Regions from separate parts of the Homo sapiens genome. Here region 1 is linked to region 2. The links are chromatin loops, found by intact Hi-C in ENCODE. Cell type or tissue: PC-3. All regions are shown on one strand. Links, peaks and the distances in the headings refer to the core of each region. The heading gives the core; the rest is flanking DNA.

What was found. A loop is a pair of places that touch in the nucleus more often than their neighbours do. Peaks named below come from ENCODE experiments on the same cell type or tissue, not always from the same donor. Only the 100,000 strongest peaks of a DNase experiment are listed, where the experiment ranks them.
Region 1: a loop joins it to region 2, with 2.5 times the contacts of the local background. A loop is called at or near these places in 2 of 110 quality-filtered maps.

What each region holds. Positions count from the first base shown.
Region 1 is chr2:32,688,090-32,696,431 of GRCh38, forward strand. All of the region lies in intron 9 of TTC27 (tetratricopeptide repeat domain 27), which reads left to right. Among named protein-coding and RNA genes, the nearest start is that of MIR4765, 57 kb to the left of the region's middle. In PC-3, for the core only: no CTCF peak of the experiment used is centred there; no DNase peak of the experiment used is centred there.
Region 2 is chr2:32,739,236-32,747,577 of GRCh38, forward strand. The region is part of intron 12 of TTC27 (tetratricopeptide repeat domain 27); the gene reads left to right. Among named protein-coding and RNA genes, the nearest start is that of LINC00486, 82 kb to the right of the region's middle. RefSeq lists an enhancer at 4,436-4,575. In PC-3, for the core only: no CTCF peak of the experiment used is centred there; a DNase peak (open chromatin) is centred at 4,796; H3K27ac peaks cover 490 bases.

The DNA of each region.
Region 1 (8,342 bases), core at 305-8,304, 51 kb before region 2:
CATATAGTACATAGTTTTTTCCATAGATTACATATAGTACTTAGCTTTTTCTGTAATTGAATTAAATGACATAAATAACTACTGCGTATGTAGAAAAACTCCAGATGTTTGTAAACCAAACAATTAAACTGCATATTTTATCCATGGACCACAGAACAAAACAGAGAAGAAATTTATATGTGAAGGTCATTCATGAAGTTAAATCATTGATCTCAATGTTACAAAATTTTCCTCCTATGTTTTCTTCAAGTAAAATTGTTATAACATTGGGTAGTGAAGAAATTTTAGCTAGGACACTAAGCGCATGAACCATAAAAGAAAAAGAGTGATAAATTGGACTTTATTAACATTAAAACCTTCTGCTTTTTGAAGACAACATTAAGAAAATGAAAACACCAGCCATAGACTAGGAGAAAATATTTACACGGCATGTATCTCACAAAAGACTTTTACTTAGCATAAAGACCCCTTTCAACTCAATAGTAGAAACCAACCAATTAAATATGGATAAAATATTTGAACAGACACTTGAACAAAGATATATGCATGGCCAAAAGGAGCTTGAAAGATGTGTAATAACATTAGTCATCAGAGAAATGCAAATTAAAACCACAACAAGATACCACTGTACATTACTGAAAAGACTTACATAACACTTTGTGGGGTAGTTAGAACTCTCATACAATGCTGGTGGTAATGCAAAATGTCACAACTGCTTTGGAACACAGGTTGGCATTTTCTTATAAAATTAATCATCAATTGCTTCTCCAGGTATTTAGCCATGAGAAATGAAAGTATATGTCCTCACAAAGAGTTGTACACAAATACTTGTGGCTGTTTTATGCATAATAGCTTAAAACTGGAAACAACCCAAATGTCCATCAAAACAAATGAGTGATAAACTGCCATGTATCCCTCTCATGAAATAATACTCAACAATAAAAAGTTATGAAACACTGATAAATGCAACAGCATGGATGAATCTCAGACACATTATTGTGAGTTAAAGAAGCCAGGCTGTATGATTCCATTTAATGGAAATTCTAGAACAGCAAAACTACATTGTAATGACAGAAAGTAGATCACAGATTGATTACAAAATGTTGCAAGGGAATATTTTAGGATGATGAACAATTTCTATAATTTGATTTAATAGTGGTTATATAGGTGTATGCATTTGTCAAAACAGGTCACAATACTGAATATGGGTTTTATTCATCTGTCATATACTTCACTAAAGGGAAGAATTCACATGACCAGATTTATTTAGAGCTATACTATTTTAAGATTATCAATATAGACTTGGGTTTCAATATTGATTATTCTATGCCACCAGTTTCAGAAGTACAACACAAACTATTCAATTTACCTAATTATTAAGTGGAAAAAATGTAGAACAAATTCCCAATAGGAAATTGCTTAGTGTTCACATTCGTTATGAAGTTTACTGCTTTTCTGAAGCAAAATCAAGCTAGTTTTCCCCATATATTTTTGGAAACCTGCATGTAAAAGAAATCCCAAAGTTAATGGGGGGAATATACTGTTTAGAGCTCAAGTTGGGGGTACTTTTGACCCTTTGCATTTAACACAGATTATTGATATTGAAAAAATATTTGTTGAATTGAAATTTTTCCCCTTTTGTGATTGAGAGTCAACAGAAATAACAAATAGAAAGATAGCTAGGATGAATGTAAAATCTTAACATTTCTTAGCACATGAGACTTGTATATAGAATAGCATAGGTAATTGAAATAAAGTGAAGTATTAATATATGATTTCTAGCAACTTGTGTTAATCAATATAAAAATAGGTAATTAGTAGAATTTATTTTAAGTCTGTAAATACTATTTTAAGTAGAATCTATATCTGGTATGGAAGGTAAACTATTGGTCATGTGGCAAAATATTAACATTTGGGGAACTGGGTGAAGGATATACAGTAAGCCCTTGCTTAAGGTCATCATGAGTAGGTTTTTGGAAACTGACTTGAATCAAGACAGTGTACAACAGGTCCTCAAGTAACATTGCTTGCTTTAACAATGATGAAGAAAAAAACATGGTTTTGTTATAGAACATTTTGCTTAAAATCTCCTGAATGCAGAGGTTTTTCTTTTTTGAAGAAGCCAAGTGACCAACAGATTGATCACTGGTGTCTTTGCTGCCTATATGAAAATTTGCATAGCAGAGAAAGTTTTAAAAGCTTAATGGCAGAAGATCCAGAGTCTCAAAATTTGCCAAGCATGCTACTAGATGTTGTGGAAAAAATAAAGGCATAAAGCATGGGACTTGCCTTCATGGAATTTTTAATTTAGCCCAGGTCAGAGAAATTTATGAAACTGTACTTAGCAATACTAGGCCCTTTAAACTACAAATGGATAGCACAGATAAAGATATCCTCTAGTTGCTAAGAAAGGAAGACAATATTTAGGACTGAGCAGTCAAAGAAGGCTTTGTTCACTAAGGGAGGACTTGAGTTGGAACTTGAACAACAGATAGGGTTTAGATGGAGTGATATAGCATAAGCAAAGGCAAGGAGACGGGAGAATGTAAGTTGTATTTGGGTCCTTTTGTTGAGGGTAATAGTGAGACTTAGGGAAAAGTAGATTTGAAAAAGTTTTTAAATGACCTACCTAGCAAGGATAGGGGATTTGGACTGCTCTTCCACTTCTACTGGGAATTATTTATAGATTAAACTTGGAATTTTAAACTTACTGTCATTTGGTACTGATTTCAAAAATGAATGCTCTTTTAAGTAGATAATTAAAAAGCGGGGATAGTTCTGCTTTTTGTAGTATTTCTTTGTTCCTTGCTTTGGAAGATCAGTGTGACCTGGGTGGGCATCGTTCGATTTGGCTTTAGTGTAGCCAAACAATCACGCACAGGAGAGCTCTGAGCTGGCTTTGATTTATGTATGGAAAAAGCAGCTATCTGAAAGCGCCTTCAGTGTTTAAAGGAGTAGCCTGGTTGTGTGTCATTTAAAGGGATCCTAGTGACCTTTGGAAGAAGATTATTTGAAACGTGCAGTGACAAGAATGAGAAGGAAATTTGTTTTTAATAGAAATGACACTCTAGATCCTCTTTGATGATGGTACAGAATTTTCTTTGCTACTTTTCTGGGGCATGAGGGAAATGCCCATACAGTGGGAAATTGCTAGCTGAATAAAATAGTAAGTCCTTCTTAGGTACATATATAGCTTGTCATCATATGAATATTTACTTTTTTTTTTTTTTTTGAGACAGTCTTTCTCTGCCCAGGCTGGAGTGCAATGGCGCAATCTCGGCTCACTGCAACCTCCACCTCCCAGGTTCAAGTGATTCTCCTGCCTCAGTCTTCCAAGTAGCTGGGATTACAGGCACACGCCACTGCACCCAGCTAATTTTTGTATTTTTAGTAGAGACGGGGTTTCATCATGTTGCCCAGGCTGGTCTTGAACTCCTGACCTCAGGTGATCAGTCCACCTCAGCCTCCCAAAGTGGGGGGATTACAGGCATGAGCCACCGCGCCTGGCCTGCATCTCTTAATCTTTGATGAATACTTCTCTTTTGTTCTCAAAATATCCTCTTATACACCTTATCAACAATTGCTGAAGAGAATTGATTCTTTAATTTATAAAATATTATAACTATAAATAAATATTACTAGAGTTTATTTCACATTCACAACAGTCATAAAAATATTAAAAGTACATGAAAGATTACATACTTGTAAAAGTTTACTGGCTCAATGAGTCACCTTTTATAGATTTTGGTCAATGAGAGGTAAGAAATGAGAGAACTTTTCTTAAGACAGGCACACAAATGTTATTTGTAAGTGGTTTCTGGCCTTTGTTTTGATGTGTAAAAGTGGAAATTCCATCTCATGGATAAGTACATGGTTGCAAATGGCATGAGGTTTTTCAGCAGTGTGCTAATTCTGAATGTGGGGATATTCTTTTTTAATTTTTTAGGTTTTTTTTTTTTTTTTTTTTTTTTTTGTAGAGACAGGTCTCCCCATATTGCTCAGGCTGGTCTTGAACTCCTGGGCTCAAGTGTTCTGCCCATCTCGGCCTCCCAAAGTGCTGGGATTATAGGCGTGAGCCACCACACCCAGCCATGAAAGCGGGGATTTTTGAATCCACCAACTTTCTGAGGGCTCTTTTTCAAACCCATTTTGATTTTTAACCAAATACTTATAACTTAGTGAGCTGATATTTCATCAAATTACCACAGTTAATAGAATCCATGGTTAAAAATAAGACAGCATTTACAACTATGTAATTCCACATGAAGTACCTGGAGTAGCCAAAATTCATAGAACCAAAAAGCAGAACGGGTTGCCGGGGGCTGGGGGAAGGGGGATTGGGAGTTGTTTAATGGGTATAGAGTTTCAGCTGCAAGATGAAAGTAGTTCTGGAGACTGGTTGTACAACAATGTGAATGTACTTAACATTACTGAACTGTGTGTTTAAAAATTGTTAAAATGGTATATTTTATGTTATATGTATTTTACCATAGTTTTTAAAAATTAAAAAGAGAAAAGCATTTGTAATAGTGTCAAGAAACATCAAATTCCTAGGAATAAACCTATCAAAAGATTTATGAGATCTCTATACTAAAAATCTGGTGGGGCACGGTGGTTTACACCTGTAATCCCAGCACTTTGGGAGGCCAAGGTGAGCAGATCACTTGAGGTCAGGAATTCAAGACCAGCCTGGCCAACATGGTAAAATCTTGTCTCTGCAAAAAATACAAAAAAAAGTTAGCCAGGCGTCGTGGTGAACGCCTGTAATCCCAGCTACTTGGGAGGCTGAGGCAGGAGAATCGTGTGAACCCAGGAAGCGGAGGTTGCAATGGGCTGAGATCGCACTACTGTACTCCAGCCTGGGTAACAGAGTGAGACTCTGTCTCAAAAAAAAAAAAAAATCTATAAAACATAATTAAGATAAATTAATGAAGATGTAAATAAACGGAGTGATACGTCTTGTTCGTGACTTCATGTTTTAAAATTTCAAGTCTTTCCAAATTAACCTACATAATTAATACAATCCTTAAGAAAGTCCCAGAACTTTAAATTTGTTGTTTTTATTGTTTCTGTTGTTTTTTCGTGAAGCTAAAACTGACTTTGAAATTCATATGGAAATGCAGAGGACTAAGGATATAGCTCAGGCAGTCTTGAAGAACAGAGCTGGAGGGGAGGACTTCTGTTGTCAGATAGCAAGACCTATTTTAAGACAGTGCTCATCAAATTGGGGTCCCTGGACCAGCAGCATCAGCGTCACCTGGGAGCTTGTTAGAAATGGAATTTCTCCGGCTCCACCCTAAACCCTGTTCAGTCAGAACCTTTGAGGTTGGAGCCAAGAACTCTGTGTTTTAACAAGCTCTTGAAGTTATTTTTATGCTCTTTAAAAACACAGAATTAAGACATTTTGACACAAGGAAATATAAATCAACCAGTAGTCTAGAAACAGATCCATACATATACAGTTCATGTGATTTATGGCAAAGGTGGAGTTGTAAAACAGTGAGAAAGGATAGACTTTTCAATAAATATTACTAGGTAATTTATATACCTCTAGGAAAAATGGGCATCTTACCCCTACATCATACTGTATATAAAACATAATTCCAGATAGATCAAATATATAAAAGTGAAAAGCAAAACTATAAAGCTCTTAGAGGATGAATGTAGGAGAACATCTTTGAGACCTTAGGACAGTCACACAGGACAGTAAAGCGCTAACAAAACAAAAAATGGTACGCTGGACCATAGTTAGCACTTCTTTTTATGAAAAGATACCATTACTGTTGTAAAGCACTTAGACTAGTGCCTGAACAGCACATAGAATGTGTTATATAAATGTTTATTAAATAAAACTAATAAATAAAATGAACAACAAAACAGCAAAAACAGCAAACTTGTATCGAGAACAAATAAAATTCTGGTTAGAACCACCGTTGTAGAGGCTTTTGCAGTTGAGTAGTTACTGCATTTTTCTCAGAACAAGAGGCTAACTCTCTAGTCGTCAGCCTTTTGGTAATCTCTGTTATTTAGGACCAGTTTTAGAGTGAACTGTTCAGAAATTTTCTTAGCATTTCTAAGAAATGAGTATGAATTATTGGAATAAAAATATGAATTATAAGAATTAACAACATGTAGTATTTTATATCTTCATAAAAATGTGTCCTTTGGGAGAAATAAATAATTGAAATTAAAGTGTTTACTATAATTAACTATACAGAAACATATCAGAGCCTTTTCATGTGCTAAAATAACCCAGCTTTTGGGAAAAAAATTCTGAAATTTGGGAGCGTGGTATATATGCATACTGGATGCTTCATGCAAAATATTATTAGTAGCCAGGCCTAGTGGCTCATGCCTGTAATCCCGGCACTTTGGGAGGCCAAGACAGGAGGATCACTTGAGGCCAGCAGTTTGAGACCAACCTGGGTAACATTGTAAGATCCATCTCTATTAAAAAAAATAAGAAATTATTAGTGACTTTAAAAAAGTAATGAAATATTACTTTGGGCATAATTATATTTCTGTCTTTATATGTTCTGTTTATGTTTTTAGCAACACAAAATTTGAATGTAAGATTCCTATTTCTTTTTTTTTTTTTTTTTCCACAAGGTTTTGCTCTGTTGCCCAAGCTGAAGTGCACTGGTATGAACACAGCTCACTGCAGCCTGGACCTCCCAGGCTCAAGCGATCTTCCTGCCTCAGCCTGTCACGTAGCTGGTACCAGAGGTGTGCACTGCCACACCAGGTTTTTTTTTTTATTTTTATTTTTTCTAGAGACAGGGTCTTGCTGTGTTGCTTAGGCTGATCTCAAACTCCTGGGCTCAAGCAATCCTCCTGTCTTGGCCTCCCAAAGTGCTGGGATTACAGGTGTGAGCCACTACGGCCAGCCTGCTCTGTCTTTTTAAGGATTTTGACAGTAGTGGTTTTGTAAAATACATATTTTTTTATATACATAACACAAAATGTACCATCTTAACCATTTTTAAGGGTACAGTTCAGTGGCATTAAGTACATTCACAGTGTTGTGCAACCATCAGTATTATCAATATGCAGAACTTTTTCAGCTTTCCAAACTCTGTATCCATTAAACAATAACTCCCTTTCTCCCCTCCCTTTAGCCCTTGCAACTACCATTCTACTTTCTAGCCCTATGAGTTTGACTACTCTAGGTACCTTGTTTAAGGGGAATCATAAAATATTTTTTCTTTTGTAGGCCAGGTGTGGTGACTTATGCCTGTAATCTCAACACTTTGGGAGGCCAAGGCGGGTGGATCACCTGAGGTCAGGAGTTCAAAACCAGCCTGGCCAACATGGTGAAATGCCATCTCTACTAAAAATATAAAAAATTAGGCCAGGCACGGTGGCTCACGCCTGTAATCTCAGTGCTTTGGGAGACCGAGGCGGGCAGATCACGAGGTCAGGAGTTCAAGACCAGCCTGGCCAATATGGTGAAACCCCATCTCTACTAAAAATACAAAAAGTAGCCATGCGTGGTGGTGCGTGCCTGCAGTCCCAGCTACTCGGGAGGCTGAGACAGAAGAATCACTTAAACCCTGGAGGCGGAGGTTGCAGTGAGCTGAGATCGCGCCACCACACTCCAGCCTGGGTGACAGAGCAAGGCTCTATCTCAAAAAAAAAAAAAAAAAAAAAAAAAAAAAAAGCTGGGTGTGGTGGCGGGTGCCTGTAGTCCCAGCTACTCTGTAGGCTGAGGCAGGACCATCGCTTGAACCCTTGAACCCAGGAGGTGGAGGTTGCAGTGAACCGAGATGGCGCCGTCGCACTCTAGCCTGGGCAACAAGAGTAAAACTCCATCTCAAAAAATAAAATAAAATAAAATAAAATATTATGAAAGTAAAAATAAATAAACAAATAAAAATACGAAAATTAGCCGGTCGTGGTGGCATGTACCTGTAATCCCAGCTACTTGGGAGACTGAGGCAGGAGCATTGCTTGAACCTGGGAGGTGGAGGTTGCAGTGAGCCAAGATTGCACCACTGGCACTCCAGCCTGGGTGACAGAGCGAGACTCTACCTCAAAAAAAAAAAAAAAATAATTGTTCTTTTGTGACTGACTTCACTCAGCATGGTGTCCTCAAAGTTCATCTGTGTTGTGTATATCAGAATGCTATTCCTTTTTAAAGCGGATTGATACTCTGTTGTTTCTATACCACATTTTTGTTTATTTTATTTTATTTTATTTTATTTATTTTTTATTTTTTGAGACAGAGTCTCACTCTGTCGCCCAGACTGGAGTGCAGTGGTGCAATCTCGGCTCACTGCAACCTCCACCTCCTGGGTTCAAGCACTTCTCCTACCTCAGCCTCCCGGGTAGCTGGGATTCCA
Region 2 (8,342 bases), core at 226-8,225:
ACTGGCCAAGAAATAAGTAATAACTTTATATAAAAATATGGTAGTTTTTGAAATAATAATATTTGAAATAAGCAAGTTGGTAAATCACAAATGCTCAAAGCATATTTTAGAATATTAATTTAATTATTTTTAGAAAGTATGGAAAGATGAGACTTTCCTTAATTGCAGGAGAAAAAACATAATGAATCCATCCCCTTCAGAGAAGGGATTTGACTGTCCCCCTAAGTAGTTGTGATGATTATTATTTTTTTAAATGTGCACATGACCTTGTAAGAATTGTGTGTAATAATGACAAATGCTTCTGTTTCTAAATCCTCTAGAAAATGTGCATATTTAAAATTTTAGAAATGTATAGTCATTTACTTTGTCTTAAGTTTTTTGTGAGTTTTAGCCAAACAGCCCCCAAAATCTTGATCTTAAAAGTTGATTTTAGTATTTTATTTAACCCATAAAAGACCTCCTTTACCTGTTTTTCTTATGCTATATTTGCAGATTTTTTAAACCATAGACCCTAAAAAGTTTTGCTGCAATTTAGAAGCAAATGTTTTATTTCTAAAACAGCTGATACTCTTTTGGTATTTGGTCATGTGCCAGTAGCTGTCACCACATTTTGATTTAACTAGAAGTCTGTGAAATTTTAATCCTTGCATTTAATGCTTAATTGGCATAATTTATTTTTAAAAGGCAAATTTGGAGAAATGTTTAATTCTAATTATTGTGTTCTGGTGCTCATGTTTACATCCCGGTGTTGTAGGGTCTCAGAAATTCTAGCTTAGAAACTACCGGCATACATTCTTGTTATTTAATGACCATAGGCAAAATAGCTAAGATTAATTTTGCTCGACCTTGGTATCAGAACTGGTTCTCATCTGTTAGCATTTAGTATTTAAAGGTTATCCGACCCACTTACAGCAATTTCCCCTAGCTGATAGATGTATTCTTATTTTGTTGAGCAAATTTGGTTCCTAAATGAGAGACAAAGACTGAGGGTGAGGGGTTAGGGATAGATAAGGGTTGGGACCTCTCTTGTTTTCTCTTGTTTCAAGGAAGCAAGGCTTCCCTGAGATTACATGGTCCTATCTTTTATTATGCTACATTTGCAGATCATTGTAATCATGGACTCTTAAAAAGTTTTCCTTTAAATTGTAAGTTAATGTTGTATTTCTAAAACAGCTAAGACTTTTTTAGCAATTGGTTTGGATTTCCTGTTTTGGGGGCTTTTTTTTTTTCTATCATAGAGATTCTTTATACAGTTTAAAAGATTTTCCCAGAAGTTCTTTCCTCAAACTATAGCCAGAATAGTCTTCCTAAAGACAAATCTGCCATTCTCACCCCAAGTAACTTCTCTCTGTTTCCAGGGTTAAGTCTGAGCTGTTTCGAATGAGTGGCTTACAGACAACTTTATTTATTTATTTATTTACTTACTTACTTATTTAGAGATGGAGTTTCGCTCTTGTCGCCCAGGCTGGAGTGCAGTGGCACGATCTTAGCTCACTGCAACCTCCACCTCCTGGGTTCAAGCGATTCTCTTGCCTCAGCCTCCCGAGTAGCTGGGATTACAGGCGTGCAGCACCTTGCCTGGCTGATTTTTGTATTTTTAGTAGAGATGAGGGTTCACCATATTGGCCAGGCTGGTCTTGAATTCCTGACCTCAGGTGATCCGCCTGCCTCAGCCTCCCAAAGTGCTGGGATTACAGGCATGAGCCACCGCACCCAGCCTCACTTTATGATCTGTCTCCTGTTTCCATTGCCAACTGCATTTTCTCCTTCTTTTACTCCCCTTCATACCTACTCTGTCATCCAGGTTGCACCTGAAGTTCCAGCAGTACTTTAATAGCTTGAATTAAAGTACTTGTAAGTTCTTGATTTTGTAGCGCCGTCTCACTTCAGACCTTTGTAATTGTTGTCTGTCTAGAACGTTTGTCTTCTTTCAGCTAACTGCTACTTATTCTTTAGGAGATTGCTTTCTACAGAGAGCCTTCCCAGATACTTTCCTCCCACATTTGGTGGTACCATCCACCTGTGTACTCCTATGGCACCCAAACTACTCTGGTACCCCATTTGTTGGCTCATCTGATCTACTAAATGTAAGCTGCTTAAGAACCAGACCTGTGTCAACAGCTGTTGGCCAGGTGTGGTGGCTCACGCCTGTAATCCCAGCACATTGGTAGGCTGAGGCGGGCAGATCACGAGGTCAAGAGATGGAGGCCATCCTGGCTAATATGGTGAAACCCCATCTCTACTAAAAATACAAAAAAAAAAAAAAATTAACCGGACGTGGTGGCATGTGCCTGTAGTCCCAGCTACTTGGGAGGCTGAGGCAGGAGAATCACTTGAACCTGGGAGGTGGTGGTTGCAGTGAGCTGAGATCACACCACTGCCCTCCAGCCTGGGTGACAGAGCGAGAATCCAATAAAAAAAACAAAAAACAAAACAACAACAACAACAAAAAAACAGCTGTTGCCCCAGAACCTGGCAAAGTTTTGGCATGTAGCAAGAAGTCAATCATATTTGCTGCATGAGTAACTAGTAAGTGATCACTCAATAGTTATCTCATTGAAGCAATCTCCATGTAGGACACTCCTTATGGATGACTGCATGTGGCAGAAGATACCCCTCCAACCACTGCCTTACTCTTCTCTCTCCAAAAACAAATTATGAGATTCCCCCACTCCCATTTGAACCTTCTAACTTTAGGAGTAGAAATAGGAACAAACCTTAAAGAATTTTGATTCTTGCTCAGTAAATGCTAAGGAAACTGTGAGCATATTATTATGTAATGCTATCTTTTGAGGGCCTTATATGTACTGCATTCTTTATATAATTATTTTATAATTGTCATATGCTATTCATAACAACCCACAAAATATGGATTGTTTTCATCACTTTACTGATTAGCATTACTAAGTGGCAGTTTTGGAATATGAGCTCAGACCTTTATTTCCTTTAAAGCCAGCACCCATTTCCCCACAACTGCCTCCCATCATGGTTATTGTTAATCCCTTAAAAATTGGATATTAGCTTTGTAAGTTAAAACCTGTTGTGCTCACTTGATTGAGAAAAATAGGCAAAATAATGGAAAATACTCTATAAATTGGTAATGCAAATAAGAGATGATCAACTAATTGAATAATAAAGCCTGTTTTTAATTACTCTGTTTCATCTTGGACCTGGAGTATTTATGTTGGCAAGTAACCTTTAAAAAAATCAAGCCAGAGCATGGTGTTGTCACACATATAACTGTGAAAAACAATTAGTGAACATTTGGCTCCATGAGAGAGTAAGTAGGAGTAGACACCACTACACAGAAGTGTAGCTGGGAGTGTCTGATGGGTGGGGCAAAGTGTTTTGCACTTGTCACCTCTCAGCTGCTGCTCATAGAATAAGAATTTAGACTAGGAGTAAATTGCCATTCTGCTAAAAGGGTTGTTCTTGGTGAGAGGGAAACGTGCTTTGGAGTTCTGTCAGCTGTGCCCCTGTCATCTTTATGTACTGTATTGAGGACGTAGAGCACCTTTCAGTGGTCAGTCTCCCTGTCATTGAGAAACAGCCTCTACAATAGAATCAGAATCCATTTTTTGCTCTCTGCTTCAAGGTAGAAGGCTAGAATTAGACTATGGCCAATGTTTTGTGAGTCCCTTGTGTGTGTGTGCGCACACACTTTTTAAAAATTTTTTTTAATCCTAAAGCTATTGTCAAGATGCCAAATCTGGCTAATTGGGGAACCTTAAATTCTTAGCCTGCTTTTTCTCCATTCTCTTGGAGCAAACCTGTATTTATTAAGTCTAATTTTGCTCTTCATGTGGTCCTCAAAGATACTCTTCATAGTTGGTGCCATCTCTGGGTCTAGAGCTTATTTTTTTCCCCTTCATTTTTTACGTGGAGGGCTTCCTATAGTTGTTGGTCTGCCAATTTCCCTTCCTAATATACTGACCAGTTGCAAGGTCAGATAAGAACCACTCTTATCACACATTAGAATTTTAATTCTTTCCATTAATTCACAAAATTTCCGCTAATTCACAAAGTTAAGGCACAGATCACAGCCAAAAAGGGTAGTTTCATTCCTTCTCACTCAAGTATGAATAACTTTCCTGAAATATTTTGTCTACCTTTTCACTGGAGGCTCAACTTAATTTTTCACCCATATTCTTTACCCCAAACCCAAGGCTTCATCCCTGACAGAGTGCTTCCTGGAATCCTAGTGGTGCTTAGGGTAGGATCTTCTCTCCCACAAATCTCAAATTTCCCATATAACAACTTGCAGAAAAACCATATCATCATAAATATAAATGAGCCCCAATATAGCAGGTTTTCAATATATTAGTTCCTTTTCTTGCACATACCTGAAATTCTCAGTTCTCAACACTGGACTGTTCTATCGCAAAATACACCATCAGGATGGGGAACCCCTCAAATACCCAAAATCCCCCTTCAGGCCATCAGTTTTGCTTCTCTGTGTTTATAGTCCTAAGAAGAGTTGCTTCCTAGTTCTCATCATTTGGTTAGAAGGGCATGTGAAATTCAGATTCTGCTATATGACCTCTCTATTCACTAGGGTAAATTTTTGTTAGATCTCTCCTAATTTAGTCATGTAGTGATACTCAGTATTGATTTCAGCTAGAGTGTGTCACCTAAAGGAGTTCTCCTGTCGTTCCCAAATGTGAAGGATCTTTTATGTTTCTGTTTAGTATCTGAAGGACCTTAGAAAATACCATTAGCCCTTTGTGACTTTAGTATTAGTTCCAGTTGAGTTCATCCAATGTTTATAGACTACCTACTGTTTGCTGGGTAAGAATATTCCAAAGATGACTAATAGACAAACTTACTACAAACACAGTTATAGTCCGATATGATAGATACACATGAGCAAATATTTTAGTATGACAGTGCTAAGATAAAAGTATGTACAGATTCCAAATTCTATGTGGCTCTCATATTTACAGCTACATAATTCTTTCTCTGCTGTCCTGCTCTAAAGCAGTGATCTCCTTGGTTTGTATCTTGCATAGATTCCTTTCTGAGATTTTTAGGACTCCTGTGATTTTCCACACTTTTAATAAAAAATCCAATGTTTGGTGGAAATTAGCCTTATGTGGAAAAATTTAGTTTTGATCTTCTACTATTAGTAATTTTTTTCTCTTTGACCTCACTTTCTTGATTCTTCTTGGCTAAGTTCTGTAATCATCTATTTAATGTTGACAACAGCAATTTTTCTGTTTTTGGAGAAACTACACAGTTGACCAGTGTGATTATTTATGGAAAATATTAATGTTCCTAGAAGCTCTTTCAAGTCCCCTCTTCCTAGAGGTAGGGCAACCTCAAGTGTCTTGCTTTCCAGTCTGGTTTTCTAATGGAAGGAGTTGAGGAAGAAGATAAACAGTTTAGGGCTTACTGCTTCTTTCAACCTCTCTGAGGTAGGTAAGCCAAAAATGAAGAAGAAACTCTCAAAATGTTAGTTTAGCTTGTTCATGGTCATTCATTTAGTAAGTAGATTTGACATTTGAAATATCTGATTAAAAGCACATACATCCATGGCCGGGCGTGGTGGCTCCCGCCTGTAATCCCAGCACTTTGGGAGACCTAGACAGGCGGATCACAACGTCAGGAGTTTGAGACCAGCCCGCCAGCCTGGTGAAACCCCATCTCTACTAAAAATACAAAACTTAGCTGGGCATGGTGATGGGCACCTGTAATCCCAGCTACTCAGGAGGCTGAGGCAGGAGAATCCTTTGAGCCCGGGAGGTGGAGTTTGCAGTGGGCCAAGATCACGCCACTGCACTCCAGCCTGCCAGCCTGGGCAACAGAGTGAACTCTGTCTCAAAAAAAAAAAAAAAAAAAAAAAAAAAGCACATATATCCTCACAGATCTTCTTGTAGTTGGAAGTCTATAGACTAGATTATGCAACACAATTTTTTAGTAATATGTTAAAACTATTTTGGTTGTAAAATAATTAACACATACTAGCTTAGGCAAAAAAGGATATTTTATTGGTTCTTGCTACTGAAAATTCTAGTAGACTTCGCATGAGAGCTCTTCCAGGGGCTCAGATGATATCATCAGGACTTTTTAGCTCTCTCCCTGAGGCAGACATGATGGCCACAGGAAGCCCAAGTTTAGTAATCTCAGTGGAAAAATACAGTCAATTCCACATCTCTAAAGAACGATTCAGTGGAAGACTGAAGGGCTTGAGTCATGTGCCTTCTGCCATCTCATCTGATAGGAACTACCTGGACCACACATGAAGTGGGTTTTCCTCAGGGAAGAGGAGTTTAATTTTCAGAAGATCAGGGAAGGGATGCTGAGCAGGAAAAAAGCAACTGTGATGTCCACTGTGGGGTGGGAGTTTAATGACCTAAATCTGAAGTTGCAAACTGGCAGCTTATGGGTGAATATAGGCCAGAGAGACAGTTTTTTTTTGCCTAACTCAGTATTTTGAAAAAAAAATAATAATAAATAAATATTTTAAGGATACTTCATCTTAAAAAATCTAGACTTCTTGGCCTCTCTTAAAGAGTTTAAAGATGTGGAAACACTGAGCAGCCAGAGTCTCATGTTGGTGTCCTAACTGGCTGGAGCTAAGCAGTGGCTCTTTCCTTTGGATGCTCATCTACCAGCCCACTATATTCATCTCAAAAATTGGCAAGCATCTCTGGGCAATTTAGGGTATGACCTTTGCTCTAAATAGTGCAGGTTTCCCTGGTCAAGTAAACAGCATGTTACTCCGGTTATAATTACAAGTTCTGCTTGAGTCTTGGCCAACTTAGTTTTGTGCTGAGATAGTCATTGCCAAAAAAAAGTATTAAAATTAATAATTAGTTGTGTGGAATTACTATAGATTGTTGAAACAGCTTAGATTTGTATGTATGTGGAGCGGGGGTAATGATCTTTGGGGTTTGCATCTGAAAAGATTCTTGCAAGCGCTGCAGGTTCATTGCAACCAGTTGCCCATTTAAATATGTTTTTTTTGTTTGGGGAATGTATTTTTATTATTTTTAATAGACATTTAGATATAAAGTTTCTTGCATCCTATAAGAATGCACATCTGGCCAGGCACAGTGGCTCACGCCGGTAATCCCAACACTTTGAGAGGCCGAGACGGGTGGATTACCTGAGGTCAGGAGTTTGAAACCAGCCTGGCCAACATGGTGAAACCCCAACTCTACTAAAAATACAAAAAATTAGCCGGGCGTGGCAGCACATGCCTGTAATCCCAGCTACCTGTGAGGCTGAGGCAGGAGAATTGCTTGAACCTGGGAGGCAGAGGTTGCAGTGAGCTGAGATTGTACCATTGCACTCCAGCCTTGGCAATAAGAGTGAAACTCCATCTCAAAAAAAAAAAAAAAAAAAGAATGCACATCTGTATATTCCCATGGGGAAATAGTAACCAATAGCCAGAAATTCTAAAGCTTTTGCATTCTGTGAAGATTTATGGCCATTCACATTTTGATATTGCAGAAGTGATGTTATGTAGGCCCTGGTACTTTATTTATGTTCACTGGGCACATCTTTTGTAGCTCATTATTTGGTAATAAATTATGTAAATTGAGTGGATAAGTGGAGGAAGACAGAGAAAACAGAACATTTTGGAAAGAGTGAAGAAGACTGAGGAATGCAATATGACTAGCTGAAGAAAGGAAATACTGCCAGCATTGCCCTTGGGAAAGATAATTTTGTTGGCAGAAAGAAGAGGTATAAGATCTCAGGGAGAAAGAATTAACTTATCTAACACAAAAATGTGGGATAGAATTTGAGGAAAGAAGAGGTCAGTTCAGACCAAGCAGGGTGACTGCTCTAGTGTTTCTCACCTTCTCTGGAAAGTTACACACTCTGGCCCTTCAGACCCATCTTGCAGTTAATAGAATATCCAGAACTGATGTTGGGTAGCAACAAGTTACACACCATCTATTATGTTCCTCATTCTTAAAAGAGTTGCGGTGGGTGGGAGTTGGTGGAGGAAATATATGAAATCCTGAGTACCCTAGCATTTCCAAATGTGAAGATTTTCCTGATTATGATTTCATTTTTCATTTGTATACAGATGCTTCTTGACTTACAATGGGGTTACCTCCCAACAAACCCATCGTAAGTTGAAAATAATTGTAAATCTAAAATGCATTTAATACCCCTAACTTACTGAACATCATAGTTTAGCCTATTCTACCTTAAATGTGCTCAAAATACATTAGCTTAAAGTTGAGCAAAATAATGTAACACAAAACCTATTTTGTAATAAAGTGTTCTGTATCTTATACAGTTTAAAGTGAAAAGCAGAATGATTATATGGGTACTTGATGTACAGTTTCTACCAAATGTGTATTGCTATGGTACCATTGTAAATTTAA